2 separate regions of the Homo sapiens genome follow, and region 1 is linked to region 2. Evidence: read pairs that join two places in POLR2A ChIA-PET (ENCODE). Cell type or tissue: GM12878. All regions are shown on one strand. Each heading gives the region's core, and the rest is flanking DNA. Links, peaks and the distances in the headings are about the cores only.

The links. Peaks named below come from ENCODE experiments on the same cell type or tissue, not always from the same donor. Only the 100,000 strongest peaks of a DNase experiment are listed, where the experiment ranks them.
Region 1: POLR2A ChIA-PET joins it to region 2 with 10 read pairs; 3 of 35 experiments call an interaction of 5 or more read pairs at or near these places.

Annotation. Positions count from the first base shown.
Region 1 is chr4:42,640,125-42,655,561 of GRCh38, forward strand. The region is part of intron 1 of ATP8A1 (ATPase phospholipid transporting 8A1); the gene reads right to left. Among named protein-coding and RNA genes, the nearest start is that of ATP8A1, 9.3 kb to the right of the region's middle. RefSeq lists an enhancer at 1,853-1,902. In GM12878, for the core only: no CTCF peak of the experiment used is centred there; no DNase peak of the experiment used is centred there; H3K4me3 peaks cover 1,768 bases; H3K27ac peaks cover 2,410 bases.
Region 2 is chr4:42,809,421-42,824,857 of GRCh38, forward strand. No RefSeq gene overlaps it. Among named protein-coding and RNA genes, the nearest start is that of GRXCR1, 76 kb to the right of the region's middle. In GM12878, for the core only: a CTCF peak has its summit at 8,261; no DNase peak of the experiment used is centred there.

The DNA of each region.
Region 1 (15,437 bases), core at 4,364-12,363, 170 kb before region 2:
AAAGATCATAAACCACTGTTTTTTAAAATGGGAGTCTACAGATGTGCTTTCAAAGTTCACAGATTTACAAAATGAGATCCACTGCTTCTAAAGGATTTTTGGGAAAGATCTGAAAATTCAGAAGTTAAAAGAACATTTCTGAGAATTCAGTTAAACATGGAACTGAGCTTAATTATTTTGAAAGCAGTGTTTCTCATACAAAGAATATATTCTCAAAGACCAAAAAGAAATGTTTCCTCTAAAAAAGGTCCTTTACATTAGATAAGTCTGAATAATAATGCTATTGGCCAATGAGTTTGAGGCCAATGCTAGTCAAACATTAAGTGCAGCTGATTAACAGACTGCTTAAAAGGGAGGTGGTGACTGGTGGGGATCAGTAAGCCTCCACTGACTAAATCCCTTTTCTTTCTTTTCAAAAATAGAACCCTCAGCATCTGGATTTCAAGAAGGCTTTTGTGTAGGCCCTATTGTTATAAATGAAGACACACGATTCCATGATTATGAAACAATGTGGATTCACAACTATGTAGCTGACAAACATACATGGAGGGGTCTCACATACTAAAGCTATTCTTTGGCCATCCCTGCCTGTGAGCCCTTCTGAAAGAGCCTCCCCTGGGTCACCCTTGGACTCGGTCTCTCCTTCCATCTCCTGGCCTGGCCTAGTACCTGAGCCCTAGGTGTCAGGGTCAACATGGAGCACCTGACCAGCCAGGCCAGTCAGATCCCTTTTAGAGAATGTGGATTTGTGGTCAGTCAACTCAGCACCAAGTAAGGAACATCACGGACAGGTGGGCTGGAGGGAGCATCATGGCACTCTGAAGCCACATGCATGCCAAAGTTAGGAAGTGAAGGAGCAGACGTACAGAGACTTCCCCCTCACCAGAAAAAAAAAAAAAAAAAAGAACAATGAACCTCTGCTGTGATACAAGAGGATCCCTTACAGTAAATGCCTAACTTGGTAAGGGCTCTGGGTGCAGACTGCCTGGGTTCCAATGACAGGATAAGGACACATGACACGATTAATCAATGTACAGATGACATGAAAAAAATCAGAATTCTAGAAGATTTTGAAAGGCTGAATAAGTTGAAGGTTCTATACTAAAGGCCTAAAGAAGCAACTGTGTAAATACAATATGGGAGACACCTGACCCAGCAAGGCATGTAGAGCATAAATGTTTTTACTGCTTTTATTGCTTTCTTATCAAGAAAAAATCTGAGGTGTCTGAGAATGGAATGGGCTGTCTTAAAAGGGTGTGTGTGGGTGTGTTCCCTTCACTGTGAGGTATTCAAGCCATATCAGTTACTGTGTTGCATTAAATGACTTCTAAGTTCCCTTCCAACTCTAGAATCCAAGGATTCTATCCTTTTAAATTTCTTTTTTTTTTTTAAGACAACTATAAGCTTATTGAGAGAACCACTGATACAGTGCAGGGCGCAAGTTTTCCGCATTTTGTACATGGAAAAGAGTATTATTAAATTAGTTACTACAAATGCTTGTAGGATAGTTAACCCCATTGACTTCAGTAGCAGTGTGTTCATAGGAAGATAGAACTGAATTACAGCTCTGAATGAGCTAGGCCTTAAAAAGTACTGGGGAAAAAAATGAATGAACAATGATGAAAGTTATCTGAATCATTACAACTTTAACTTTTAGAGCTATTTACACATTTTATAACATACAAACAGGTAGATATATGATTAGTTCCAACAGACTAGTCCTCGTTTTATTACAAGAAGCAGAAACACCCAAATAACATCATTATGCTGCTACATTAATCTCAGAATGAGTCAGTGGAGTTTAACTGGCACCTGCTTCTTATCTCCATTGTGACTTTGCAAGAGAGGAAAACAACTCACCTTTGTTTTTTTTTTTAAACAAAGTCTCAATCATCAAAAACATCCAGTGAAGAAACTAAAGTCTTCCTGCCCATTACAACTTTGGTAGGGACATCAGTATAGCACACACAGCAACATACACTGTCCACAAACAAGACAAGTGTTTTATCCTACAGAAACAGACATTACCCAGGATAAGGAAAGTGTGACACTCTCATCTGCCTGTTGATAACACAATGCCACAACCAGGTTTGCCAAATATCCAACAAATCCATTAAACAAAGCTAGAAAAAGAGGAAACCCACAAAAGAGCATCCAAGAACTCCAGCACACCCTAACGAGACTCTGAGAATGGGTGTGGCTCTGGGATGGCTCATCTACCACAAGCACTGTGGGCAGTACTGAAGAACCCACTAAGACTGGTCAGATGAGACTGGCTCAAAAAGCCAAGAATCATTTTCACAAAACAAAGTAAGGAATGGTCGGCATCCTTCAGTTTGTCAGGATGTAGCTAAAGAAGACGACAGAAACCTCCACTAAACAGATTAAGATAGGATGTGTGAATGACAGCTGGTGGGCTGCAAAGACTGAAAAGACCCAGCACATTGCTCAGTGACATTAAAGCAATGACACCTACACATGTGTGAGATTGCCGCACGCCCTACTCAATCCACAGGTAGAACAAAAACGATGCGAGGGTGGATGAAACAAATGCTTCAAGAACCTTCTAATGCCATAAATAAAAATCACTCCATGCAGTAAGTACCTCCTAATGCAACATTTTACCTCAAGATGCTACTACTACTAATTAGAATCATGAAATTAGCTCCCTAGACCTGCTGGTATACCGTGACCACTGCCATGCAAGGTGTGATGGGCATACAGATGAATATAAGAAAACTCCACGAAGACTTCAAAACCACTCCAGCGTTTTTAAAAGTTCAGTTTCCAAAATCTGAACAGCCTGATCTTATCCCAGTCACTCACCAGATGCAGATTCAAAAAACATTTGCTTAGCACCTACTTTATAGTAAGTGCTTTCATTTAATATATCCACTCTGGAAAATGTCCCTGCAGTTTGGAGCACCTCAAGAGCCAAAAGAACGCAGTGATCACGTGAAAGACTGTTCTCATCAACTCTGACTGGGCAGCAAAAAGTCCTGGCAATGTAATTATCGATCCCAAACAGAATAAATCCATACAGTTCCCAGATACCTAAAATTCATAGCAATGGGGAACACGTATTACACTAACAGGTGCATTTACTGAAATTCTAAAGAATATTCAGAGAAAAGAAGATGAGGGAAACAGAAGATGGAAATTCTGAAATCCAGATTTTAGGATGAATGCAATACTCTAAGAGAATAAAATAAATGTCTACAAACATATGTATTTTTGACACATGGGACTTTCTCACTCCTTTCTAAGATGCAAGCTGGTTTTCATTCCTTCATCCCAGTGTTTTCTATTTCGGTAAATGGCACCACTGTTTTGGGCTCAGGGCCCAAAACTTTAGTCATTTTTGACTCCTTTTTTTAAAATTCCATAACCTAGCCATCAACAAATCTGTTGGATCTATCTTCTAGTTATATTCTGAATCTTGACCACTCCCCATCATGTCCACTGATGCTTAGTAGTTGAAGCCACTATCATTTCTCCTTGTTTCAACCCTTACCCCCAAGATGAAATCAGAATCCCTGGGGGTGGGACCAGGGGTCAGTGTGTTGAAAACTCCTTGGGAGATTCCAGTGTGTAGCCAGGCTTGGTCTCCTCACTATCCAACAGGCAGATGATTCGCTGGTAGGTATTATCACTTTATCAAAGAGAAACAGGAGTCTCACAGAGGTTAAGTGACATGCTCAAGGCCGCACAGCTTTGAAGGGCCAGAACACACATATCACTCCAGGCCTACAGGAAGTCCCAGTGCCTTGTTTCACTTTCTCGCCAATTATTTATAGGGCATTAGCTTAGGATGTTAAAGATAGCTTCAAGCGTAGTTATGTCACAAAACAAAAAAGCCCTACTTGCAGGTGGCTACCGTGTCATCTGGTACTGAGCAGACCAAAAACACATGAAACAAACAGTAACAATGGTGATTTATTTGCTTCAATGAATTTTTGTTTAAAAGGTCAATTTTAGCTGAACATATGGAAAAATATCTGACCTATAAAGAAATCTACTAAGTTCAGACTGAAGGCCTTCGTATTAAGGCTTAGTTAAAATGAAAATATATAGGAGAGTGGTTCACCAACCACAGGGATAAATTCCACCGGGAAATTCACTTAATAAGTTCAAGGGGGATTCAATTTGGTACCTGGGGAAATTAAGAGAGTTTTTTCTTTTGCTAATTGTATTCACTTGGAAGTCAACAAAAGGCCAACTCATGTAATGATTCTCTTACTGAACGTTAAACGAAGAGACAGAAATCAGTTGCCATCTGGGGTTAAATTGAGCCAACAATTCAGAACTTTCCAACCTCTACAAGATCAAATTCTGGCTTTTGAAAATAATTTCCATCTGCAAAGTACAAATCACATTATCACCTAATAAAAGGAAAGTCTAAATGCAGAGACAAATAAGGATAGATGAGAACTATAAAATAAACAGCAATCACGAATGCTGGACACAATGCACTTGATCTACAGTACTATGGTGTTTTTCTAATCCCCAGAGCGTCAAGTGATAATCTTCCCACCCGGCAGTGGCCACCAGCAGCATCCTAAAGCTAGAACCCAGCGCCCATCAGAGCGGCCACCGAGAAACACAATGGCCAAATAAAGAGTCTCAAATATTGGCCTCATCTCAGCAATTAGGGAAGGCAGGTAAATTGGGAGTTTTCACATTTTGTACGTTAACCTATAAAAGATTATTTCATGTCATAATGGGATAAATCAATAAATCTAGACTGACGAAAATATACTCCTTGAAAAAAAAAAAGTTGCCACAGAAATTTCAAAGACTATTACCAAGTCATTATGCTATTTTTTTCAGCTGCAAATGACTAAATATTTGGGCTACAAATATAGGCTGAATAAAGCAACTAATTACTACAACATACTAAAAGCAAGCAGGTTACCAAAAAACTAGTAATGACACTGCAGAAAAGCTCATATTGAACAAGCTCCCAGAGTAGATATAACACCAGCTAAAAATAAACTAAATGTGTTGTACTCTTCACTTAGTTGTACTGAATTGAATGTTCAATTCAGAATTTTAAAGAAAGTCTTCAAAACCTAATAAATAGTATTAATGTATGACCTTGATCATTTCTGAGAGGGGAAATTAAGAGGAGTATAATTAGTCCTATTAGCTAACTGGATGATACACAATTTACCAAAAATATTGATTTTCTTTGGTAAATATTTTGGGTAAATTGCTTGTCTATCACTTGGCTAGCTAATACTCTTGGTTTCTTGGCTCGCAACCTATATAGTTGTATACAATTTATTCCCATCCTCTCTGCCAGCAAGTAAATTCAAGGTTGTATACCAGTGTTTTCAATACCACTGCACATGAGAATTACCTAGGAGATAAAATATTAATGCTTGGTCCCTATCCCTATAGAACAGACCAACTGATTCCATCGTTCTGGGATGGGTCTGGGAATCTGTATTGTTTAGAAGCTCCCTATCTAATTCACTATGAAGCCAGGGTTGAGCATCACACGATGTGGCTATAAAAACAATTTACATTTCACAAGCCTCCCACTGCCCTGTCCACATTGGACACACTTTTCATTAAAGATAGCAGAGACATTCCTCCCCATGTCATTTCTCTAACATTTACCCATGACAATGAAAATAAAGTTAGGAAAGTTGACTTAAGTCCATCTGAGAATATTTATCACAACCATTCTGGCATAGATGGTAGACTGAACCCAGCTTAACATGTAGAGCAGCCACCAGGATTGGATAAAACTTAGACCCATCTCATTTCTTTGGTCAGAGACAGAACATGGCCTAGGTTAGAGAAAAAAAAAAAAGTAGAGTGAGACAGACTAGAAGGGAACTGGAAAGGGCCAACTAGTCGCAGCCACTGGAATAACAATACAATGGTGGAGCGACAGATCCAGGACAAATGGAAATGGGCAACACCTACACTCAGAACCAAAGATCTCCTGCATGGGGCAACGATGTGGGTTCAGGTGAGCTGGCCAAAAGCAACTGTGGGTAAAGTGAAAGCAAATGATACTCAGAAACCTTGGTAGGCCTGGCGTGGCATCAAAACGGCTCACAAATGCTGAGCACTGGAGTCCAAGCTAGGGTTGGGAACCAGCATCTTGTCCTGCCAAGAGCAAGGCAGGCCCCCCCATCCTGGAGCTCTATAAGCTGCTGGGACAGGCACTCAGGGTCAGGGAAGTGGTGACAGGGTGTGCATGCCTCATCTTTAGAGTGCTAAGTCAGAGCTCTTCAAATGTTGACGTTAAAGATTTTTGGGACTAAATCTATGTGGGATTGAGGAAGGGACACGGGAAAAAGACGGTCTGTAGAAGCTGGAAGATTTGTTTTATACAACGTTAGCTTTACTTCAGGACCAGAATTAACCACAGGGACCTAGGTCAATTACAGAAGCTGAACTGGTGTAGGCTGGCATCAGAACAAACCATCTCTTTGACTCAACCCTGCATACCATTGTTTGCTTGTTTCACTCACAAAGGCCAATCTTGTACTCTAAACAGGTCTGGCCCACTAAAGTGGTGCTCTGGTCCAGAACCCAGGCTGGCTTTGGCCTTCTTAGTGACATTCTGAGCTGTCACTCAACTAATCTGATATTATTAAGCACAGCCCTAGATGGATCAAGATCAGTCATCTCTTTTAAAGATAATTCACATAAAATAATGAACAGAGGCTCAATTTAAAACAGACACCTCTCTTTGCCAAGTCAATTAGAGGTCTAATTAATCCATGAAGCCAAGTTCTATACAGTTGTCCCTTTAGCACAAGTGATGGTGATATTGTACATAAAAGAATACTACTTAAGAGTTTTATCTACTTCACATCTCATGCTAACATTTAAATAAAAATGAATAGGAAGACATGGCAGGGTGTTTTATTTATCAAATATATTTTATAAGAGATTAAAAAATTGGAAACAAAACAGGCTACAAAAGATGCCACAATGTACTTACATAAAACCTCTAAACTGCCAAGTCAAAGGCAGTATTATCTAAGCACCCATATAATGTGTGAAGTTTTATACACACGTGACTGCCTTCTGTTGTTAAGAAGGGAGCTGAAGACTTAAACCTCAAGATCTACATATGTATTTCTAACAAGCTTACTTTGAGCTATGGGTTTCCATCACAAAATTTTATATTCTGAAAAATTCTAGTAAATCCTAACAAGTAAGCATATGCTAGAGGTATAATTTACAACTATGCTGTTCAATACAGTGGCCACTAGTCACATGTAGCTACTGAGCACATGAAATAGTACAAATTGAGATGCACTATAAAATGCCCACCAGATTTAGAAAACGTAGCACAAAAAATGTAAACTACCACTCATAAATTTTTATAACAAAATATTGAAATAATATTTTGGATATATTGGGCCAAAGACAATTTATATTTATAATACATATTAGTATTTATATATTAAATACACTATTACTTGTATTATTTAATATTAAATATATAGTATTAAAATTCATTTAACATCTCTTTTTACATTTTAAATGTAGCTGCTTGATTGTGGCTCACGTTTTATTTCTTTTAGTGCTGATCTGAGATATAAATGCTGATTTGTAAGTAGATTCCATGGAACCATTAGCTAAATCTAGTTGGTCTAAATTTGACCTTATTCCTAGCAAAAAGGAGAAAAAAGAGTAATATCTCAGCTATCATGTCAGGGCCACTACATGAAATAATAAAAGTGGTAAGTTGGAAGCAGAGTCCACAATACATCAGCAGATAGAAATGAACCATTCTTGCTCAAAAAGTAGTAAAACCAACAGATACCTGGTCAAATCTTATTAATTTAAAACCTCATTTAAAAATACTTTGCTTTAAGACATACAATATAATTTTAAAACCTACAGAGACAAAAATTAACTGAAAAACTGAAATGAATTCAGACTGATACCAATATCAAAGTAGCAATAATTGAAGAGGGAAACTAAGCATACATGACTCAATATAAGAAAGATGCCAATTCTCTTAATATAAATTTATAAACAATGCAATTCCAATAAATATTCCAACATGTTTTTTAACTTGATTCAATGATGTACTCATAAATTCTAGTAGAAAAATACAACTGTGGGGGAAAGAAAACCCAGAAAAACCTAGAGAAAAGAGCAAAGCAAATGGGACAGCTAAGAGAATATTTTTTGTTATGTTGCAATAAAGGAATTTGATACCAGGGGCTAAAAGGGACCAAAATAAAGAGAGGTGGCGGCGGGTGGGGTGGGGGGAAGGGAAAGAGAGACTGACTCCAGAAAAAAACTCAAATATATACATACGGAAGCACCTCAAATCAGTGTGGGAAGAAAGGATTATTAAATATATGGTTATTATGTCAGGTAAATAATTTGAGGAAAAACTTAGATCCAGGCCTCACATTTCACCACAAAGTAAATCACACAGGAATTACTAATATAACTGTTTAAAATGAAACCCAAAAGTACTAAAAGAAAAATATAATTGAAAAATTATCTTGAAAAATATGACATTAAAGCAGAAATTTAAAAAAAGGAAAGATTATACTTCATAAAAATTAATTTACATACATGTTAAAGCACTACAAAGTTAAGATAAACTATGAATAAGGAAAAAAGGTATTATCGTTAACATATAAGTTCTTAAACTTCAATACAAAACTTGATAAACAATTCAGAAAAAAATAATCACTACATTTACCAAAATATGTTAAACCTAATAAAGCAATGTAAACTTAAAGACTTACTTTTTACATTCTATATCCATAAGGAGGAAGAAAAATGCTATACAGTGCTGCAAAAGGGATAAACAGGCACTCTCATTCACTTTCAGTGGGAGTGTAAACCAGTATAATCTTTCTAGCAATTTTCAAATATGTATCAAAAGTCATAAAAAGATATATACTTTTGACCCAGAAATCCCATTTCTAGGGACTTTGAACAAAACCATCAGAAAGGTGTACAAAAAGATACAAAGATGCTTATTCAAGAGTTTAAAAAACTGAAATGACCTAAATGTCCACCCACAGGGTTCTTTAGTAAGTTATTCTGTACTAACATAAAAATGCTAAGCTGTCATAAAATTAATAAAATTGATCTGTTCATTCAACAAAAATTTACTGAGCTGCTACCAAGTGTCAAGCACTATTCCAGGCACTAAGGATATAACTAGTGACAGTAGACAAAATTTACACAAATCTATATTGGCACAGATATCCATAAAATTATTAAAAATAATGCAGATTACCTCATTCTTCCTAACAAATATATCTTTTCTGGAAAATAGTTGGGAAGGACATATACTAAAATTCTAACATTGTAAATATATAAATTTATATGAAGTATATAAAAGTTTATAATCACAATGTGATTATATTTGGATGGCATAGTTTGTGATGAATTTTACTCTCTCCTGCAAGACTTTCTGAAGCATGAGTTTTTCCCAGTAAGCAGGCAGTACTTCTATCAAGACTCATAGTTAAGCTCTTCCATTAAAAACAAAGCTCAGAGTTATCCATTCATTCAACAAATATAGAGTGGTGGCTATGTGGCAGACAAAACTCTAGGTGTAGAGGGTACAGCAGCGAACAAATCTCACAAAAACGCTCCTTTGGGGTGCTAAGGTTTCAGTAGGAGGGTACTAGATTTAGTACATCTAGATTTAGCTCTGAGTATTTTACAAATTGGATTATAAGGCATTTTCATCTTTAGGACATAGATTCATTCATTTAACCAATGCCTACTATGTGCCAGGCAATGTCCTCATGGGGAGCAATATATCAGTGGACAAACCAGACAAAACCCCCTGCCCTTAGGGAGCTTACTACCCGGAGAATACAATCATTGGAAGGTTTGGGCTCCTTTCGCTAAGAAGTAAAGAATGAAGGGGAAAGTGGTGGCCTTCATGTCATTGACATTCCAATGAAACCATGTGAATAGAGACCCACGCAGCAAACATTTCGTTAACTTCAAAAGTGTCCTCTGACCTTTGCAAACATTCCCACAGCTGTAACATTAGGTATATGCTTCAATTCTGTTTTTGAAATGACAGAAAAAACAAACCATGAATTCTGCACTGAAGATAGAAAACCTAAAATAATCAGATCTAATACACTTATATCTCCAGAATTACACTAAGTAAAATGACACCTACTTTGAGATTTTCAAATATTGATGACATGCTGTATCGCTATACTCATACACACCTTCTCACACAGTGCCACTTCAGGTAAAACTGAACTCATCTCCATACTCATCTCCATGTTTCCTTTGGGACCTCCTTCATCGACCACAGCCTTTTGTCCCACCACCCATTTAGCTGGCACACAGCTGGTGCATAATAAGTGGTTTTTAAAGGAACAAAAACCTTAGTCATCTTTTACCTGGAATAGCGTCCTAAAATTTTTCCTTTAAGGACAGCTTAAATTACTTTTTATTCCTTTTGTTACCTTTTATGTAAATAAAACATACTATTCTACATAGTTACAAACATTTTAGAGTTGCCATTTAGAAAAACAATTCCTAAAACAACTTCTGGATACATCGTTTAGCACATATTTTACATAATCAAATAAATGTCATTATATTTTAGCATTATAGTATTCAACAGAAGAAAACACAAACCACTGGATAGGTATGTGAAGTTTTTGTGTGTGTGCATTTCTTTAGTTCTGAACAATTTAATCCTTATTATATGTAAAGTATGAGCTCCAGAGCAGTTTCTATGTTATCCAAGCAAGAGCCTTTGGCAATCTGAGAACTTCACTGTGACTGATTCTGTTGTCTGCCTGATATAGTTTGGCTGTGTCCCCACCCAAATCTCATCTTGAATTGTAAATCCCACAATTCTCACATGTCGTAGAGGAACCCAGTAGGAGGAAACTGAATCATGGGGACAGGTCTTTCCCATGCTGTTCTTGTGATAGTGAATAAGTCTCACAAGATCTGATAGTTTTATAAATGGAAGTTCCCCTGCACAAGCTCTCTCTGCCTGCTGCCATCCATGTAAGATCTGACTTGCTCCTCCTTGCCTTCTGCCATGATTGTGAGACCTCCCCAGCCATGTAAGTCCATTAAACCTCTTTCTTTTGTAAATTGCCCAGTCTCGGTACGTCTTCATCAGGAGCATGAAAACAGACTAATACAGTACATTGGTACCAGAAGAGTGGGGTGCTGCTGAAAAGATACTGAAAATGTGGAAATGACTTTGGAACTGGGTAACAGGCAGAGGTTGAAAAAAGTTTGGAGGGCCCAGAAAGCAGGAAAATGTGGGAAAGTATGGAACTCCCTAGAGACTTGTTGAATGGCTTTGACCCAAAATGCTGATAATGATACAATGAATTCCAAGCTGAGTAGTCTCGGGTATGTCTTTATCAGCAGTGTGAAAATGGACTAATGCACTGCTCAATAACCATACACCCTTTTCCGTTTGTAACACAACACTGGGTAATGTGTCCAGCTGGAAATTTCCATTTCCCAGCTTGCCCTGCAAGTGGAAACCAATGCAAAATAAGCATTAGTTTTTGTGTGGTGCTTTCTGAAAAACCTGTTTGCCTTTCACCCTTCCATTTTCTCCTGGCTAAAACTATTGTACATGATGGCTGGCACCCCAGCAACCATGCTGTGACTTTATGGAAGACAAACTCTCAGGACAGTGAAGCAGAAAGGCACAAGGAGCCAACATCCCTTATGACTTTGTGTAGCAGGCACAGCCAACCCTGTCTACCTCCACACTAGTTTTACAGGAGTGAGAAAAACTATTTTGTGTAAGCTACCATTATTTCAGTCTGTTTCCAGATTTCAAATGCTAAGTTCAAACACCCATTTGATTTATCTGGGGCAGCTAAATAAAGAGACCTAAAATTCTTAGTCTTCTGCTTTATCTACTCTTGCCTTATGGCAAATTTTTCCACTATCAGGGTTTCAACTATTGTCTCTCAAGATTCCCAAGTTTGAGGTTTCCCACATCTCACCTAAAAATTTCCAACTACCTTTAAAACATGTCCATTTGGATGTCCCCGTTACCTCAAAATTTGAATTAGTATCATCTCTTATTTTATTAGTCCTCCTTCCCAATTTCCTTGTTGTTTAATAGATTTTCTCAACCAGTCAAGCTCAAGACTGTAATGGAAATTTCCTCAAAATGTGTTTCACCAGCACCAGGGTATCTTGGGAGGCTCATTAAGAATGCGAATCCCCAAGCCCACCACAGATTTACTCAACTAAATCTTCACAAGCCAGCCCAATAAGATCCCTGATAATTTATGAACCTACTACCAATGTTATTACTAATAAAATATCAATATGCTATTACCAATAAGATCCATGGTAACTTATTAATATTAGAATTCTAAATTATTGTTGAGACTTGCTTTTTTCAAAAAAGTCCTTCTCTCTCCTGCCCTATGTTTACTAAATATTCACTAAATAGCAAAGTCCTATAATATGATTGCTATGATTTGGCTGTGTCCCCACCCAAATCTCATCTTAAATTGTTGCTCCCATAATCCCCAAGTGTTGTGGAAGAGACCTGGTGGGAGGTAACTGAATCATGGGGGCAGGTCTTTCCCGTGCTGTTCTCATGACAGTGAATAAGTCTCACGAGATCTGATAGTTTTATAAAGAGCAGTTCCCCTGCACACGCTCTTTTGCCTTTGCTCCTCCTTCACTTTCCGCCATGACTGTGAGGCCTCCCCAGCCATGTGAAACTGAGTCCATTAAACCTCTTTTTCTTTATAAATTACCCAGTCTTGGGTATGTTTTTATTAGCAGCCTAAGAGCGGACTAACACAATGACCTTTGTGACCTCATTTCCTACTATTCTTCCCCTCACCGTTCCTAATTCCCGATGTGAAACTGAGTCCATTAAACCTCTTTGTCTTTATAAATTACCCAGTCTTGGGTATGTTTTTATTAGCAGCCTAAGAGCGGACTAACACAATGACCTTTGTGACCTCATTTCCTACTATTCTTCCCCTCACCGTTCCTAATTCCCGATTCTCTCCTGCCTTGGGGCATTTGCTCTGGCTGGAACACCCTTCCCCCAGATCCCCACCAGGCCAACTCCCTTATCTCCTTCATGCCAACTTTTCAATGAGGGCTAGTCTAACTAACCTACTTAAAATTGCAATCCATCCACCCACCTTAAACATTTTGCTTTCTCTTCATTTTCCCCATTTGCCACACAACAAATTCTATAATTAGCATATTTTGTGTGTGTTTTGTCTCCTGCCTCACTAGAAAGTAAGCACCTCCAGGGCCATGCTTTTCCTCTTCTGTTAACTGATGTATCCCAAGTGCCTGTAACAGTAGTTGAAGTTCAGTAGACATCTGCTGAATGAGTTAATGATTCAGTCAGAAATCTGATTCCTCCCTTCCCATTCTCACTGTTCCACTCTAATACTAATTCTGACTTTTGTCATTTTAAGACTGTTTTGCAAAAGAGTCTATCTACCATACCTTTTCCTCCAAACCAGCCAACACACTTCCAGACTTAACTAAGTTACTACTTTTAGGATGTCCCTCCCTTATAACGATGTGGCCCCCAACTGGCCCTGTTAGATATTATATATTGGAGTTAGGCTTAAATAAGAAATTAGATTCAATGAACTCTAAGAACCTGTTCAAATATTCGGTCCTGTGTCCAAATGACTCACCTTGGCATTTAAAATGCTTTGTAATCTGGCAGTAATCTACCTATCCAAACTTTTAGCCTGCTCCTTCCAAGTTTCCCTCTGCTCCCGGCCAATTTCCTTAAGAACTCTGAAATAAGCCATGTTCACTTTCCCCATTTGTTCTTGTTATGACTGTCTTCAACACTCTCCTAACTACAGAAATAGATGTCAGTATCCTTTAGGATCCTGCTGCTCAGACTGTGATCTGCAGGCCAGCATCCTTCAGCATTACATTCTTGTCAGAAATGTAGTAACTCTGGCCCCACTCCAGACCTCCTGAATCAGACTCTGCGTTTAACAAGATCCTCAGGTGATTCCTATGAACCTTCGAGTTTGAGAAGCACTGTGTGAGGGCTCATCTCAAATCACACCTCAATGAAATGTTCACTCAGCAGGCCTTATGTTCAGTAATAAGTATGTACTAAATTCCTAATCTTCCACAGGTCCTGCGTCCCCCACAGCATGCACAATATTTAATTAACAACATCCCCTCTTAGACTATTTATTCCCTCTTTAAGTCCTTTCTCCCCAGTTTGGTTGTAAACAACTTACAGGCATGACAGTCATACATCTGGCCAATCTGGATGAAGGGAACAGAAACCCATTCAAGTCATTTCAAGGGGGGGAAAAGAGCTTATTTTAATGCTACTTGGGAACTAGGGCTATAAAATTCGGGAGGGCAGGCTCCAAGGTCTCGCCACCCTCTCTCAGGATCTGTGTCTGCCCATCCATTCCATTTTCTTTGCTATCTCTCTACTCACTCATAGTTTCTGCTTTCTTCTATCAGCAGCATTCCCATGACTTATTATGGCCACCCATTCTCTCCCATACCAGCCTATTCACCTCTGCTCCCTTCTGCTTTTACTCTAAATCTCTAACTTTAATGTTTTCAAGAGAGATATGATTAACACAGAGACTCTTTTTGAGCCAAACCACAAGGTTACAAGTGTCTGAGTCACATAAGAATTGGTTGACCCTGGGTCAGGAGCCAACCATAGTCCAATCAGCTGAGGCCAAAAAGGCTGCAGTTCAGAACAAGGCCCTCTAGGCAGCAGGGCCTCTCTCAAAGGAGAATATTCCTTAGGAAAGGTAGGACTATATTTTTTAGGAAAGAAATATTTCCTAGGAAAGAAAAGTGTGGGCAGAGCAGGCAATGAGCCACAACGCCAGCCCCACAGAGTCATTATTTGTCTTCACCACAGTCCCAAGCACATGCTGAAGCTATAATAAACTGGAATCAACTAATCTCAGGGGAAAGGGTCATTCACTCACCAAGCACCACTATGGCCCTGACACTGTGCTGGACGCACAGGGAATACAAAGATTAAACAAGCAGCAGTCCTTGTTTTCCCAGAGCTCTTAATCCAAATGTGTCACTGAACTAGTTACTTGACCTTGGGCAAATTACTAAACCATATGGGCCACAGTTTCCTCAACTATCAGATGGCACTCCACCTTCACCAACCTCCAGGAGTGTTGTAAGTTTCCATAAAGTAATCTTTGTAAAAGTACTTTGGAAAATACACAAGCCAATCAAGAACAATACTGCAGCCCTGTAATCCCCTCACATGCCACAGGTTTTGCAGTGCTCTCAGACTTTTTCTCTTCCCCTTATTTCCCACAATATAGGACCCATCAATTGCTATTATTTAAAAGAACACCACCAACTATTACCATTCTACTTTCACTATCTCTATGACTAATTTCACTCAGAAGTGTAAAAAAAATGAATTTTTACAGTGTGCATTTTAAAAGTATAATGTATTC
Region 2 (15,437 bases), core at 3,730-11,729:
TATCCCATTTATTGAATAGGGAATCCTATTTTTGGTTGGTAGGCCATTTATTTGGTAGTGGCTTGGGGTGGGGTGCTGAGCAGGTTTGAGTGCTTTCTATGTGCCCTGCAAGCAGTTGTGACCACTCAGGGTGTGGGAGGATCCCCTGTTCTCTGCTCAGTGTCAGTGCAAGGGCTGGTCACTGGTGGGGCGGGGCTTGCTGGCTCTCTGCTTACCAAGACTGTCTGCAATGGCGGTTGGCGGGGGATCTGGGGGCATACTGCACTCCGTGTGCTGGGGGTCAAGTAAAGCAAAACCCACCTGTAAAGACGATGACCAGCAAAGTGATTTGGGAGTTGCTATGGGGTTGGGGGAAGCTCCAGTATGGGGAAGGAACATGTGAGCTGGTGCATGGCCATAGGGGCTGCCTTGCTGGAGCTCTTCACTGGTCAGGCATGGTCAGCTGGCACATAAGCTATGGTGTGGGCTCCCCAGGGCACCCAAGACTCCCCTGTAAGCAGGCATGGCCAGGCTGGGGCCCCAGGAGAGGCCAGCAGACCAAGGAGCGCTCACGTCTCACCAGCCCTGTCTGATGTGCAAGATCTCCCTGCAGATACCAGGTCTGACAGTTCTTCTAGGGCTAAAGTCTCTTATGGGAAGAAGTCAAGCCTAGGGGCATTGGTTGTCCCTGGCGGTGCTCCACTAAAAGATGCTCCAGCATCAAACTCTCCCTCTGGGCTCCACATCAGCTGGTGTGCTGCCCCATCACATCTCCAAGAAGCTCTCCCAGCCACCTCAAGAATCTGTGGCGGTCGAGAGCTCCCCTCCTGCTGGGGTTCCAGAGGGCCATGGTGAGAGCGGGTTACTCCTTGCCAGTTCAACTCGCCTGTTCTCCTAGAGCTGTTGTAGTTCCAAAATGAGTCCTGGTGTGTGGTTCCCAGCTTTCAGCCTAGCTTCTGTGTCTTCCCTTCATCCACTTTTGGTGCCTTCCCTCTGAAGATCTGCAGAGTCCAGGGCCCTAGTATTCTTTTAATAAGAGTAATGATAGGATTAAACTGAATTTTTAAAAAAGAACTCTGACAACTGTGTGCAGAATAGATTGTAGAGAGGCAAGTGTAGAAATGGAAAAATCAGCTTGAAGGTTATTTCATGGTCCAGGTGAAAGATAGGGTGGACTAGGGTGGAAGTAGTGGAGATGGTGAAAAGTGGACCATTTGGAGTATATTTTGGAGGAGTAGTTGGCAAGAATGCTGTTAAATTGCATATGGGAAATGAGTAAAAAAAAAAAATGGTTTATCAGTTTTGGAATGAGCAGATAGGTGAATGGTGGCACCATTTATTGAGGTGAGAAAGACTCGAGTAATAATAGGTTTGAGAAGAAAGCAAAGTTTTGTTCTGAGACGCATACTCAACATTCAGGTGGTGTCAAGTAAGCAGCTGGATACATAAATCTGGTGGGCTCCACTGAGTTGACTATATATATATTTAATATATATTTAAATTATATATATAATTTAAATTATATACATATAATTTAAATCCTTTTGAATGCATTATATAACATTTATAAGGAGAGGCTGTAGATAAGTTAGAGAAGATGGCCTGGGTCCCAAAACCTAGAGATTGAGCAGAGGAGGTGAATCTTACAGACAAAACTGAGAGGGCGAGGTAAGAGAATACCCGAAGAGTGTTATGATCCAGATCCTAAGAGAGGGAAGAGTTACTCCTGCGTATTCCTATAAGTGCAAACCCAGAAGTAACCATTTCACTTGGCAAGGTGGAGGATATTGTTGACTTTGATGAAAGTTAGTGGAGGACAGGATGAAAAGTCAAAAAGTGGGTGTTGGCAACTATAGAGAAATCTAGTGAGGGGTTTGCTATAAAGAGAACATAAGTTTAGATGAGAGATTTTTTCATTGTTTGTCTGTTTTGCTTTTAATTTTTTTTTTCTACTTTTAAAGGAAGGGGATACAAAGTGCATGGTTGGGAATAACCCAGCAGAAAAAATAGTAATTACAAGATCAGGGACTTTGAAGAAAAAGGAAAGAGGGATAGGATTTAGTAGAGGTGACCTTGGCCTTGGTGGGAAGAGGCTGTTCACTGTAACAAAAGAGGGTAGTGTGGGTGCAGATGCAGGTAGCAGGCAGATTTGTTGGAAAATTAATGAAAATTTCCTCCAGTGGTCTCTACATTTTCAGTAAAATGTGAAGCAAGCTGAGAATGAGGAAAGGGAGAATGTGCTGGAGGTTAGAAAAGAGGAGAGGCATAGAATAACCATTTTAGAAAGTGAGAGAGTAAATATACTAGAAGAATATCGTAGGATTATCAGGCAGTATTGAGTATCCATTGGAAGTCTGTAGTAGTAGGCTCACCCAATATGGCAAGCATCACCATTAGACCCAGAGAAGAGCAGTAGCTTGAGACCAGTCCTTTAGAGAGCACTGTTCTGGCCCTTTCTGATATGACCTCTAATGAGACAAAGAATCTATGAGCTTGAGGGGACATGGCCACCAGGAGCTCTTATCCTCTCCTCCTCTATCTAGATTATGTTCTGTGTACTTGGGATCCTGGGGTCCAAATGACCCTGATCCTATTTCCAGGGTCCATGTTGGATACTTTTCTGAGTCCTTCCTCCTTTGGGTGGGCTTCCCTGCAGGTGTCTGCACTTTGAGGTCCTCGCTTGCAGGGATGTGATGGAACTTGCACATGTAGGCTGGGCTGTCCATGTATGTGTGGAAGGCCCCTCACAGTGTCATGTGCAAGTAAGATGGGAAAGGTCTGGACTGTGATTTGAGGGCTGGGGACTTGTTTTCTGGATACCATCACATTTTAGTCAGTGTGAAATTCAAAGAAGTCTGAGAATTCTGTTTGTCCTTGGACTTCCAGGTAATTAAGAACATATTTGTCAACATAGGCACATAAAACATGACTATATTTAACAGTTTATTAGCTTGATATATACATTTTCAATATTTAGACATGTGATATGTAACTCCTCTTGCCCCAGGCTCCAGAATGTTTGGGGTGCACCTGAGCATGACCAGAGATACATAGCAGTGCTGTCCAACCGGACTTTGTGCAACCATGGAAGTGTTTCTATACAGTACAATACAGTAACCCCTAGCCACATGTGGCTATTGAGGCTTTGAAATGTAGTTAGTGAGACTGAGGAAGTGAACTCTTAATTTCATTTAATTTTAATTAAATTTAAATAGCTACATGTGCTTAGTAGTCACCATTTTGGACATGCAGATCTATGGACTTGTCTCTTTTTCCAAGCAGCTTTCTAGTGATAGAGGCCAATTGGGTTCAGTTCTATCACAATAATGACTCTTTTCCCCTCTGCATGGTCTCACCAGAGCTTGTCAGGTCTCAGAACCCACTGGCCTCTACCAGGCTCACACCCTGTACTATTCCACCTTGCTGTCCTTTCTTGGTCTGGAAGAACACTTTCAGTCTCCCCAGGGCTTGGATAATTTGAATTCCTGCTCTATTCCATGCTTTGTTATGGAATAAACTATCCACTAGTTACTACTTCCACTAGAATCTTCCCTTTTACAGCTCAAGATATGTATTTTTTTTTTGTTCTCAACAAAATAACACTCTGCAAATCAATGACTTTGACTTTCAAAGTGATTGCTTCTGATGAGGACTTCAAGAGTTTATTCTGTGAACTTAAAAAGAATACCCTGAAAATTGATTGTTCTCTTTTTGATTTTCTATTATAAAAATTCTGACTCCTCAAGGTCGTAAGAATTCTTCTTCACTATCTCCACAAAGGTTCACATACAATGTGCTTTCTGAAAAGTATAAAATTTAATATTTCATGACAAAGTATTTCAAACAGAAAGTGACAAAAGTTTTTGTGTGCTTGTACCAGCAATAATACTCTAAAGATGTCCATCACTGTGATAGGAGAGTGAAGCAGAGGTGACTTAGAATAGAGATGGGAAATGTGGATGAAGCTGGGTATACCCCTTGTGAACCTCCACTTTCAGTGGGCACAGGAATGTGTGCTCCTCTCCCATGCTGGAGTATAGGGAAGCCAGTGAACTCACAATAATATGAGATAGACAAAGCTATGAAGGAAATAAGTGAAGATTGCTTTAATCCCTCCATTCTTTTTTGAATTGCTCAGATCACATGTGCCACATTTCCAGAACTGCTAGAGTTCTTCTCATTTCTCTGCTCCTTGACCTCAAAGCACTTATAGTATATTTGGGGAGACAGGTACTAAACAATGAATATTTATACAAAAATATAATTAGAAATTGTCCAAGAGCCATAAATTGAAAGGAAAGAATGCCACTGGGGAGAATCATGGAGCTGTAGAGGAGAGGCTGAATGTGAAGTGATGTTTCTACAGTGTACGAAAGTTGAGTAGGGATTAGACAGAGTGGGAGGAAGAGAATTCTAGGGCAAGATCCTGAGGAAGCAAAGGGGCTGGTGTGTTGAGGAAGAGAAAAAAGGACCGTTTGCTTCAGGAAGACCGAGTGGTGACAGAGTGATGTGAGAGGCAAGGTTCGAGAGGAGGACAAGGGCTTAGGAATGATTAGAAGCTGGGCTATTATTCTAGGTGCAGTAGAGAAACCACCAAAGGGTGTCATGCTGGTGGCAGGGTTACAATGGGATCACATTGACACCTTACAACGATTACTCCGGCTGTTGTGCAGAGAAGAGGATGAGAAGGTAGGAGGCAAGAGTGAAGGAGGTGAGAGCCCACTTAGGACACCACTGACAGAATAAAGCCAGAGAGGGTCATGTGTGACAGAATAAAGCCAGAGAGGGTCAGAGTACTGACAATGGAGACCGAGAAAACTTGACAAATTCACAATATATGTTAGGGCAGAGTCTTTCAACCTTGGCCCTTGTATTAGTTCGTTTTCATGTTGCTAATAAAGACATATTCCACTAGACATATTCCACAGTCCATTACAGAGACTGGATAGTTTACAAAGAAAAAGAGGTTTAATGGACTCAGTTCCACATGGCTAGGGAGGCGTTACAATCATGGCAGAAGGCAAAAGACACATCTTACATCGCAGCAGGCAAAAGACAGAATGAGAACCAAGTGAAAGGAGTTTCCCCTTACAAAACTATCCGATGACATGAGACACTACCATGGGAAAAGTATGGGGGAAACCACCCCCATGATTTAATTATTTTCCACTGGGTGCCTCCCACAACACATGGAAATTATGAGAGCTGCAATCCAAGATAAGATTTGTGTGGGGACACAACCAAACCATATCAGCCCTCTTGAAATTTTGGACCAGATAATTATTTGTTGCGGGGTTTGTTCTGTTCATTGTAGAATGTGTAACAACATGCCTGACCCCTTCTTCTGCCGGTAGCATTCCCCAGCCCAACCCCCAATGCCCTCCATCAATTTGTGAAAACTTAGAATGTCTCTAGACATTGCTAAATATCTCTTGCATAGTAAAATTGCCCTCGATTGAGAGCCACTATATTAAGGGGACAATTCACAGATACAAACAGCAGATTAGATGTGGAAAGATAAGGAAATGGAAGGTGTCATGAATGACATTTATTTGATCAAGGAAGTAGGTGGATATGTGATTATAGGAATGCAATGACTTGAGGAGACTATTTGGGGCATGTGTAGAAATATTAAGAGTTTGTTTTAAACACAGTTAATCTAGATGCCTCGAAGACTTCAAGGAGAGATATCAAGGAGATGGTTGCTTATTGTACTAAGAGATCTTGGCTGGAAATATGAAGAGCCATGGGGTTTGGATGTGATCACTGATAGAGAGAATGTAAATGAGAACAGAAGAGCTTTGGGAATTGAATATAGAAAAATCTATTATTTCCAAAACCAGCAGAAAATGTCATGAAAAGGGAAAAACACCCCAGCATGCTTTTCAAGAAGAAGAGAGTAAACTAAATTGAATATGACTCAAAGTTCTAGTTATATGAGGATTGAAAAGTGTCCATTGGAATTGGCAAAAAGGGAGGTAACTGTAAAACTTAGCTGGTGGGTAGAGATATTTAATGGAATAGAAGGGGCTGAAATCATAATGGGGTGGGCTGGAATGAGAATGAAAGTTGGAAAACCATGTGTGTAGACTATTATTTCAAGAGTTTTTTCCAACCAAGTGAGGAGGAAGGAAGCAATTAACTAAAAGGAGAGGTGGCATTGGCAGGGGGTTTCGGGGGGGTGCTTTGTAAAAACATGATAGTAAGAAACATGATTCAATTTTGCTAGGAAATGATCCAGTAAATAGTAAGAGAAGTTCAAAATAGGGGAAAGAGAATAACAGATTCACCAAAGTTCTCTGGTAGGTATGACACTTTTGGCTAGTAATTTGCTAGGGGAAATATACTTTCTTTATTATAACAGAGAAAATGATAATATTGATCATGATAGCTAACATTTATTGAGGGTTTATGATATGTCAGGCTTCTTACATGTTTTATCTCATTTAATCTTCTCCCCCAAAACTTATGAAATAAATCCTGTTAGTATACATACTGGAGAAATGAGAAAACAGGGTTAGAGTAACTTGTTTAAGTGGCAGAGCTTAGACTGTAATGGAACTCATTCCTGAATCCAGGTTAAGCCAACTTATTCCAGAGCCTAAGCTCTTAAAAGAAGCAGAGAAAAGGAATCCTGTCAATTAACCTACCAAAGAATTATTAAAACCCATTAACTCTTGCCTATTACCTTAAAGTTTTAAGACCAGCTTAATTTGAATGAAGGTTACCTCTCACAGTGAAATACTCCATGCTTCCCTATACTTGACCCTGTCCTAAAGTGATGACTGGTTTTCTCTCATCTTTTATTTTTTACTCAATTTGTTTGTTTGTTCATTTACATTTTTCTAAAGGAATCTTCTACACTAACAGCGAGCAGGTCTGGGCTCAGAAAAGATAGCCTGTCCTTTGAGTGGAAAGAATTACTCAGGGTGCTTACTTTTTGAGCTGGATTAGACACTGAGCAAATGTGTTTCCTGTTCTGGGCTCTAGGCCCTGCTTGCCAGAGCAGCTACGAATACTTATTACAGCCTTCCAGAGGCTGTTCGCAGAGTCTCCGAGATTGGTTAGTAATTGGCATAGAAGAAAATGCCATTGGCTTACCTTACTCTGGGCTTTTTGTTTATAATGCTAGCTTTATTCTCAAATCCTGGCAATGATTCTTTTCTAATAAGCAAGCATTCTCTGATATTTGATACAGTATCAAGCAGTACTTGTCCTATCTTGACCTTAATTTTCTTTTTAATCATTTACTTGAAGGACCTCGTGTGTGTGTGTGCACGCGTGTATGCCCATGTGTGTGCGTGTGTACCCCCACGTGTGTGCAAGTAAATGCATAAGGTTGTGTTTGTGGCTTAAGGGTGCTTTTCTGAGATACAAGGCCTGTTATGATAAGATATACTCTTTGGCCATCTTCTGAAGAGAAGCCAAAAAAAAAAAAAAGCAGTTCAGAGTTTTATCTGGACAGGTAAAGTCATAGTATTGACTTTTTATCTTACAGTGTTTCTTAGATAATTTGGTTCCTTTTTTTAGTTTTCAGGATGATGACACACAAACAAATGATCATTTTCACCTCAAGTGGCTCTCTTTTACAAGAACAAAGATTCTCATGTCAAAGTGAATAAAGAGGGAGGCAGGGACCCAAGAGAGAGTGGAGAAATGGGAGCTCGCTCTACCGTACAGTTTATCTAGATGTGTTTGACACTTCCTTTTTAATGTTTACCAAAAAAAAAAAAAAAAAAAAAAAAAAAGAGGAAGAAGAAAAGAAAGAATAAGAGAAAAAAGAAAAAAGAATGTGATTCAAAGTGAATGTGAACAAACGATCGCGTGGCTTGAATGCTTTAGCACAGAAGTACTTGGGTCACCACTGTCTTTTCAAACTCGATCTTCTGACTTTCGAGTATCTCTGACTCCATTCATGTATAAAAGGTAGCCATAGTCTTCCAGAGGTGAGGCCGTCCTTTTGTTTTGAGTTCTCTGGAAGCAACTCCAGTTTCTAGATCAGAAGAAAGAATAGGCAAAATGAGAGTATTTGAAGCCTATGGAGTAGATGCACCTGTGAGGTTTCTTAAGTCTTAGCTGAAAGGCTTCTGCATGCAAATATACATTAATATGTGTATACATACATAGCTCTTCGACTTTGCAGTTACATTTCTAGAGTTTTTTTTTTTTTTTTTTTTTTTTTTTTTTTTTTTTTAACTACTGAGGGAAATGATCTGATCAGAGTGCTTTGCTCTCAGAAACAGTCACAGGGCCCAAGTAACCGGGCAGGCTTGTCCCCTCCTGTGGCAGTTTATTAGTACTGCAGAAACAACTCTGCAAACCAGCATACCGGCAATTAAAGGTGTGACAACTTCATGTCCCAGGAGAAAGCATTTTCATGTGGAAGTTAAAACCTGATGACATGTGAAAGGAGATGAAGGATGTGTATAAAACTGGATGTTTAAAAAATTCAGCTCTGCCACATCAAATGTTTGGAGGTATCCAGGGGCAGTGAGTGAAGCATTGCAGCAAATGAAATTCTGGCTTTCTTTTCATTTTGAACAAGAGCTTCACATTATTGAAACACACATTTTGCTTATCCATGAAACCCATGTTTGAATCAACAGCTGCAAGCAGAGCCAGTTCTGTCATGTGGCTCTCCAAGGCTGGCTGAGTGACTGATAGTGACATATTTTGAATGATTTAAGAGAAACCAGGGGACTGTTGACCAGCAGTACATCCCAACATTATTAGCTTCCTTCTGATATGTCAGGGCTACTGATGAATTTTAGTTTTCTCAGAGGTTTCTGATCTTGGAGGCAGCACTGGATGAGCTGTTAACAAGCTTTCAGAATGTCAGATTTGCACTGGATTTAACTGACATTTCTTTTTAAGACTTTAAAGGATCATAAATTACAATAGGCTTTTTGGTCCCTGGGCAGTCACAGCCCACAGCTGAGGAGAATGTGCTCAGTAAATGTGTATTGTGATGGACTAGACTTTTGTAACTAGCCACTCAGATTTGGAAAAAATAAAAGGAAGCCTTACAGATATTAGGTAATAAAGAATATGCTTTATAACATCAAAATATGATTTATGAAAAAAAGAACATTCCTATAATTTGGGTTCAAGCTGAGACTTCTGGTTAAAAGTGTCTTAAATTTCATAGTGGTTTTACAGTGTTTTTGTAAATTTTCACATATCTCCTCTGATCCTTAACATGCTATTCCATTTAATCTCTATTTACTTAGTGACAACATTTGATTGAAGTCACAAGTCTGGGATCCTTGTCTCAGCAGGTTGAGTAACGTCAGTTTTCCAGGTCCTAACCCTTATTTGCTTGTATAATTAACTGTTGCTACCAATTTAACCATATTTAAACTTGGATCACATTAGAAAATATAGTGTAGTTAGAAAATAAAGTTAATGTTGGTTCTAAACAAGTTATTTAAATTTTCAGGGGTGTAGTGGAATAAACACTGGCTTTAGAGTTTGCCATCCATAGTGTCGAAGTGCAGCAAGCTGAGTGAACTTGGAGAAAAAATGATTTTAACATCTTGATTCTCAATTTCAATGTCTGTACTTCGGGGATAAAAATAGTTATCTTCTAGATTATCAGTTATTTACTCCAGAAATGTTTATTGAGTAGCTAACTACTCTGTGCTAGGCATTATTTTAACATTGAAATGCAATGTTGAGTGAGATAGAAAAAAATCCCTACCCTCAGGGACTTGTCTTCTAGTTGGGGAAGACAGACAATAAATAATTGAATAAACTAGTTCTGAGAGTCTCAAGTATTATACAGGATATGCAATGGGATAATGTAGCAAGAATGCCTTGGGTGAAAATGGCAGCATTCCAGGAGACAGGGTGATTAGGGAAGGCTCCCCTGAGGATGTGACATTGAGGGTGACCTGAATGATAAAATGACACTAGCCTTGTGAGGGATCAGAGCAAAAGCATTGTAAGCAGAGGGAGTAGCAAATGCAAAGGCTCTGGTATAGGAAGGAGTTTAGAGTGTTTTAAGAACAGAAAGAAATCTGGTCCTAGAGGAAGGCAGGGGCTAGACCACGACAGGCATTTCAGCCATAGTAAGGATTTGGATGTTCTCTAAATGCAATGGAAATCATTGGAGATTTTAAGGAAGTGTAATGACACGGTTTGATTTGTATTTTAAAATGCTAACTTTGCTGTGTAGAAAATGGGCTGTGGATAAATATTAAACATGGTAATAGGAAGAACAGCTAAGAGGCTATTGCTGTATTCTAGATAAGAGATGATGGTGGTTTGAACTAGTGAAATAATGATGGAGATGAAGGTAAATATTTGGATTTGGGGCATATTTTGGAGGTAGAAAGGACAAGACTTGCTGATGCAGTGAATGTGAGGGGTTTAGGAATGAGAGAAATCTGGGACAGATTGTGGGTTTTGGTTTGATAAGACAAATAAATCAAATGGGGGAAGACTTGGGAAGAAACCCGACAGTGCAAATAAACCAAGAGTTTCATTTTAGAGATATTAAGTTTAAGTTGGATTTTGGATCCAAGTAGAGCTATCATATAGGTGCCTATGAATGGGATGTCAAGTAGAATATGCAAGCTGGAGCTCATGGCAGGCCTCTGGGCTGGAGAGAGAAATTAGGGAATCATTAGCTTTGCTGATGTTTAAAGCCAGGGGAGTGGAAGAGATGACTCAGGGAGAAAGAATGAGTAGAGAACGGGAGAGGGTACAGGATAATCCCTGAAGCACTCCAAAATTTAGATGGCATATTGAAAGAAAGAGTAAGCTGAAGAGTTGGAAAGGAGGTAGCTAGTAAATGGAAAAACACACAAAAATGTTGATATGTCTAAGGAGGAGTTAATTGTATTTATTGCTGCTGAGAGGTAAATATGAAGTTAGAGAAGTGGACTTCAGGTTTGTACAGTGACTCAAAATAAGAGCACTTCCATTGAAGTGATGGGGACGAAAGTCAGGCTGGAGTGGATTGTTATGAGAATTACAGTCCACATAAAACAAGCCCCAGGTTTTATATGTAAATCATTCTGAGACAGTATATGCTTAAGATATGGTAGCTATTACTGAGAAATAATAATTTGGTGGCAGATTTTGTGGCTTGACAATAGCAGCCATTCTCCTGGCCTCCTTCCCCCATCCCTTGCTTCATTTTCTTGACAAACTTTTCTCCTTCTTTAAATTTGTCTGAGTTTTCCACCCTTCCATATGCTGAGGGATGAGTCTAGGTCACCTTGGTGGTCTTATTCATTTCGCCAGTGATTAGTTTAGGCATTGTTATGTGACCAAATCCTGGCCTGTATTACTCAGGGTTCTCTTAGAGGAACAGAACTAATAGGATAGATAGACATATAGAAAGGGGAGTTTATTAAGCATTTGATCACAAGTTCCCCACGATAGGCTATCTGTAAGCTGAGGAGCAAGGAGAACCAGTCTGAGTCCCAAAACTGAAGAGCTCGGAGTCCGATGTTTGAGGGCAGGAAGCATCTAGCACGGGAGAAAGTAGGCTGGGAGGCTAGGCTTGTCTCTCTTTTTCACATTTTTCTGCCTGCTTTATATTTGCTGGAGGCTGATTAGAATGTGCCCACCAGATTAAGGGTGGATCTGCCTTCCACAGCCCACTGACTCAAATGTTAATGTCTTTTGGCGACACCCACACAGACACACCCAGGATTAAGATTTTGTATCCCTCAATCCACTCAAGTTGACAGTATTAACCATCACATGGCCAATGGGATCTGATGGACAATCTGCTGAGAGCTTCTGGAAAAGGTTTCTTTGTTAATAAAAATATACTCGTGGAAATAAATTCTGCTCTGCTTCACCAAATATTAATACTCCTGTGATGTTTGAAATTGCTGCAGCCATCTGTATGTGACCAAGAGAGACCCTATCATGGGCAGGCTGTATATGGTCAAGTGGAAATATGGAGAGCTATATTTTCAGACCTAGATCTCAGTCTAATGGGGACATTAAGACATACTCTTTAAACCAATGTGTCTCTGGGTATGAATCCTGCAGAGCTCTGTATAATGCTGATGTTACAAATTACATAGTGACAGGCATTGTTTTAAGCTTGACTTACTATTTTACAGATGAGTAAACTGAGACCAAATGAACCTAAGTGCTTTGCCTAGGGACCTATAACTGGTAGTGGGAATTCAAACCCAGGTATTCTAGCTACCAGGTTAACACTACATTTTGTAGGTCATATTAAAGAGGGCATCTGCAAATAAACATGCGTTTATTTGATATCTATATTTAAAACAATGCACTGGTTTTACATTATTTCCCAAGAGTGGCTGCAGATTTGGGGCCGAATTTCTTTTGTCAACTGCTGGTCCTGGAAATGCTTGTGAAGTGTGTTTCGGTAATCCTTGGTTAGAGTACATGTTAAGTGACAGTGTTCTTGCTTGGATGCACTGGAATCCAGGCTCACAAACTAACTTGGCCCAAATAATATTCAAGCTGTATACATTGCTAATGTTAAAACACATATGAGATAAAGATAATAACTACTATTAATTTAGTGTTTAATATATAATTTATCTTGTATGCAGTGTTTTAACCACATTGTTTCACCAAATTTTCACTGAATCTTGAACCCTAAAAAGATACTATTTTCTGAATGTTACCACTGATAAAAGTAAACTGGAGAGTTTAAGTATTTTGGCCCAAACTACTAAGTCTGTCTTATTCCAAAGGCCCTGCTCCTAACTATTAAATGAATGCATTAAATTTTAACTAAATTGTGGCATAAGCCTGAAAGCTACCTAGCACATTCAGATAGCATATTGTCTATGGGTTTGTGCATAGGAAAAACCCTGGAAATATAAGATGAACAATAGTTTTTTCTCTGTGTTGGGAATTACAGTTAATTTTTATTTTCTTTAGTATCCGGCCATCATGAAAAGAAAAAAACTTTTTTAGTAATATTAAGAAATAAAAGTCTGATTTTTAAAAATATGTTTTCTAAAAATTCAGGTTTCTTATGGCTGTATAGTATTTCATGGTGTATATGTGCCACATTTGCTTTATCCAGTCTATCATTGATGGGCCTTTGGGTTGGTTCCAAGTCTTTGCTGTTGTGCATAGTGCTGCAATAAATATATGTGTGCATGTGTCTTTATAGCAGAATGATTTATAATCCTTTGGGTATATACCCAGTGATGGGATTGCTGGGTCAAATGGTATTTCTGGTTCTAGATCCTAGAGGAATCACCACACTGTCTTCCACAATGGTTGAACTAATTTACACTCCCACAAACAGTGTAAAAGTGTTCCTATTTCTCCACATCCTCTCCAGCATCTGTGGTTTCCTGACTTTTTAATGATCTCCATTCTAACTGGCATGAGATGGTATCACATTGTGGTTTTGATTTGCATTTCTCTGATGACCAGTGATGATGAGCTTTTCTTCATAAGTTTGTTGGCCACATAAATGTCTTGTTTTGAAAAGTGTCTGTTCACATCCTTCACCCACTTTTTGATGGGGTAGTTTGTTTTTTTCTTGTAAATTTGTTTAAGTTCCTTGTAGATTCTGGATATTAGCCCTTTGTCAGATGGATAGATTGCAAATATTTTCTCTCATTCTGTAGGTTGCCTATTCACTCTGATGATAGTTTCTTTTGCTGTGCAGAAGCTTTTTAGTTTAATTAGATCCCATTTGTCAATTTTGGCTTTCTTTGCAATTGCTTTTGGTGTTTTAGTCATGAAATATTTGCCCATCCCTATGTCCTGAATGATACTGTCTAGGTTTTCTTCTAGGGTTTTTATGGTTTTAGGTCTTATGTTTAAGTCTTTAATCCATCTTGAGTTAATTTTTATATAAGATGTAAGGAAGGGGTCCAGTTTCAGTTTTCTGATATGGCTAGCCAGTTTTCCCAACACCATTTGTTAAATAGAGAATCATTTCCTCGTTGCTTGTTTTTGTCAGGTTTGTCAAACATTGGATGGTTGTAGATGTGTGGTGTTGTTTCTGAGGCCTCTGTTCTGTTCCATTGGTCTATACGTCTGTTTTGGTACCAGTAACATGCTGTTTTGGTTACTGTAGCTTTGTAGTATACTTTGAAGTCAGGTAGCATAATGCCTCCAGCTTTGTTCTTTTTGCTTAAGATTGTCTTCGCTATACAGGCTCCTTTTTGGTTCCATATAAAATTTAAAGTAGTTTTTTTCTAATTCTGGGAAGAAAGTCAATGATAGCTTGATGGGAATAGCATTAAATCCTAATATGCTATCTGAATGTGCTAGGTAGCTTCCAGGCTTACACCACAATTTAGTTAAAATTTAATGCATTCATTTAATAGTTAGGAGCAGGGTCTTTGGAATAAGACAGACCTAGTAGTTTGGGCCAAATACTTAAACTCTCCATAGTTTACTTTTCTCAATCGTGATGTGCAGAAAATTGTATCTTCTAAGGGTTCAAGATTCAGTGAAGATTTGGTGAAACAATGTGGTTAAAGCACTGCATACAAGATAAATTATATATTAAACACAAAATTAATAGTAGTTATTATCTTTATTTCATATGTGTTTTAACATTAGCAATGTATACATCTTGAATATTATTTGTGCCAAGTTAGTCTGTGAGCCTGGATTCCAGTACATCCAAGCAAGAATTCTGTCACTTAACATACACTCTGACCAAGGATTATTAAAACACACTTCACAAACATTTCCAGCAGGAACAATGAACAATGGGAACACATGGACACAAGGAGGGTAACATCACACACTGGGGCCTGTTGGGGGTTGGGGGGCTGGGGGAGGGATAGCATTAGGAGAAATACTTAATGTAGATGATGGGTTGATGGGTGCAGCAAACCACCATGGCACATGTATCCCTATGTAACAAACCTGCATGTTCTGCACAGGTATCCCAGAACTTAAAGTATAAAAAAATCAGGTTTCTTTTAGTCCACAGATCTGGTGACCAAGTGCTGGATGAATTTATTAAGGAAATGTAGGGCCACTTTGCCACCAACCACTTGGCCAACTGGCCAATTGCCCTTTCTTTTTTGTCTTCCATTATAGCTTCCCTTGTAGCTCTAGGTGTTTAGGTGAGGAGACATTCACTTCCACTCTGTCAGCTCACTAAACCCTTGCAAGTCTGCTTTCCGTGAATCTCAAGTGTCATCTTTTCATCTCTATGGGCAAGACTGAATAAATAGATTTTTCATGCCTTTGCCTCTTGGCTCTTAAAAAAGTTCTAAAGACAAACAGAATCCAGTTGCTCAACTATTTATTTTGTGTTGGATTGATTGGTACATTAAGTAAGTAAAAGTAGTATTTTGCTTTTTCATCATCTGTAGATAAAACAGGGATGTGTGTTGGGTTGTTGAGTTCCTTTTCTGTTGACTCTACCTAATTCCACAGATTCAACCACAGAACATTGGATGATTACTTAGTAAATAACCTCAATCACTTCTTAGATTTCTACTTCATCAATGTTTGTGTAGCAAACAGAA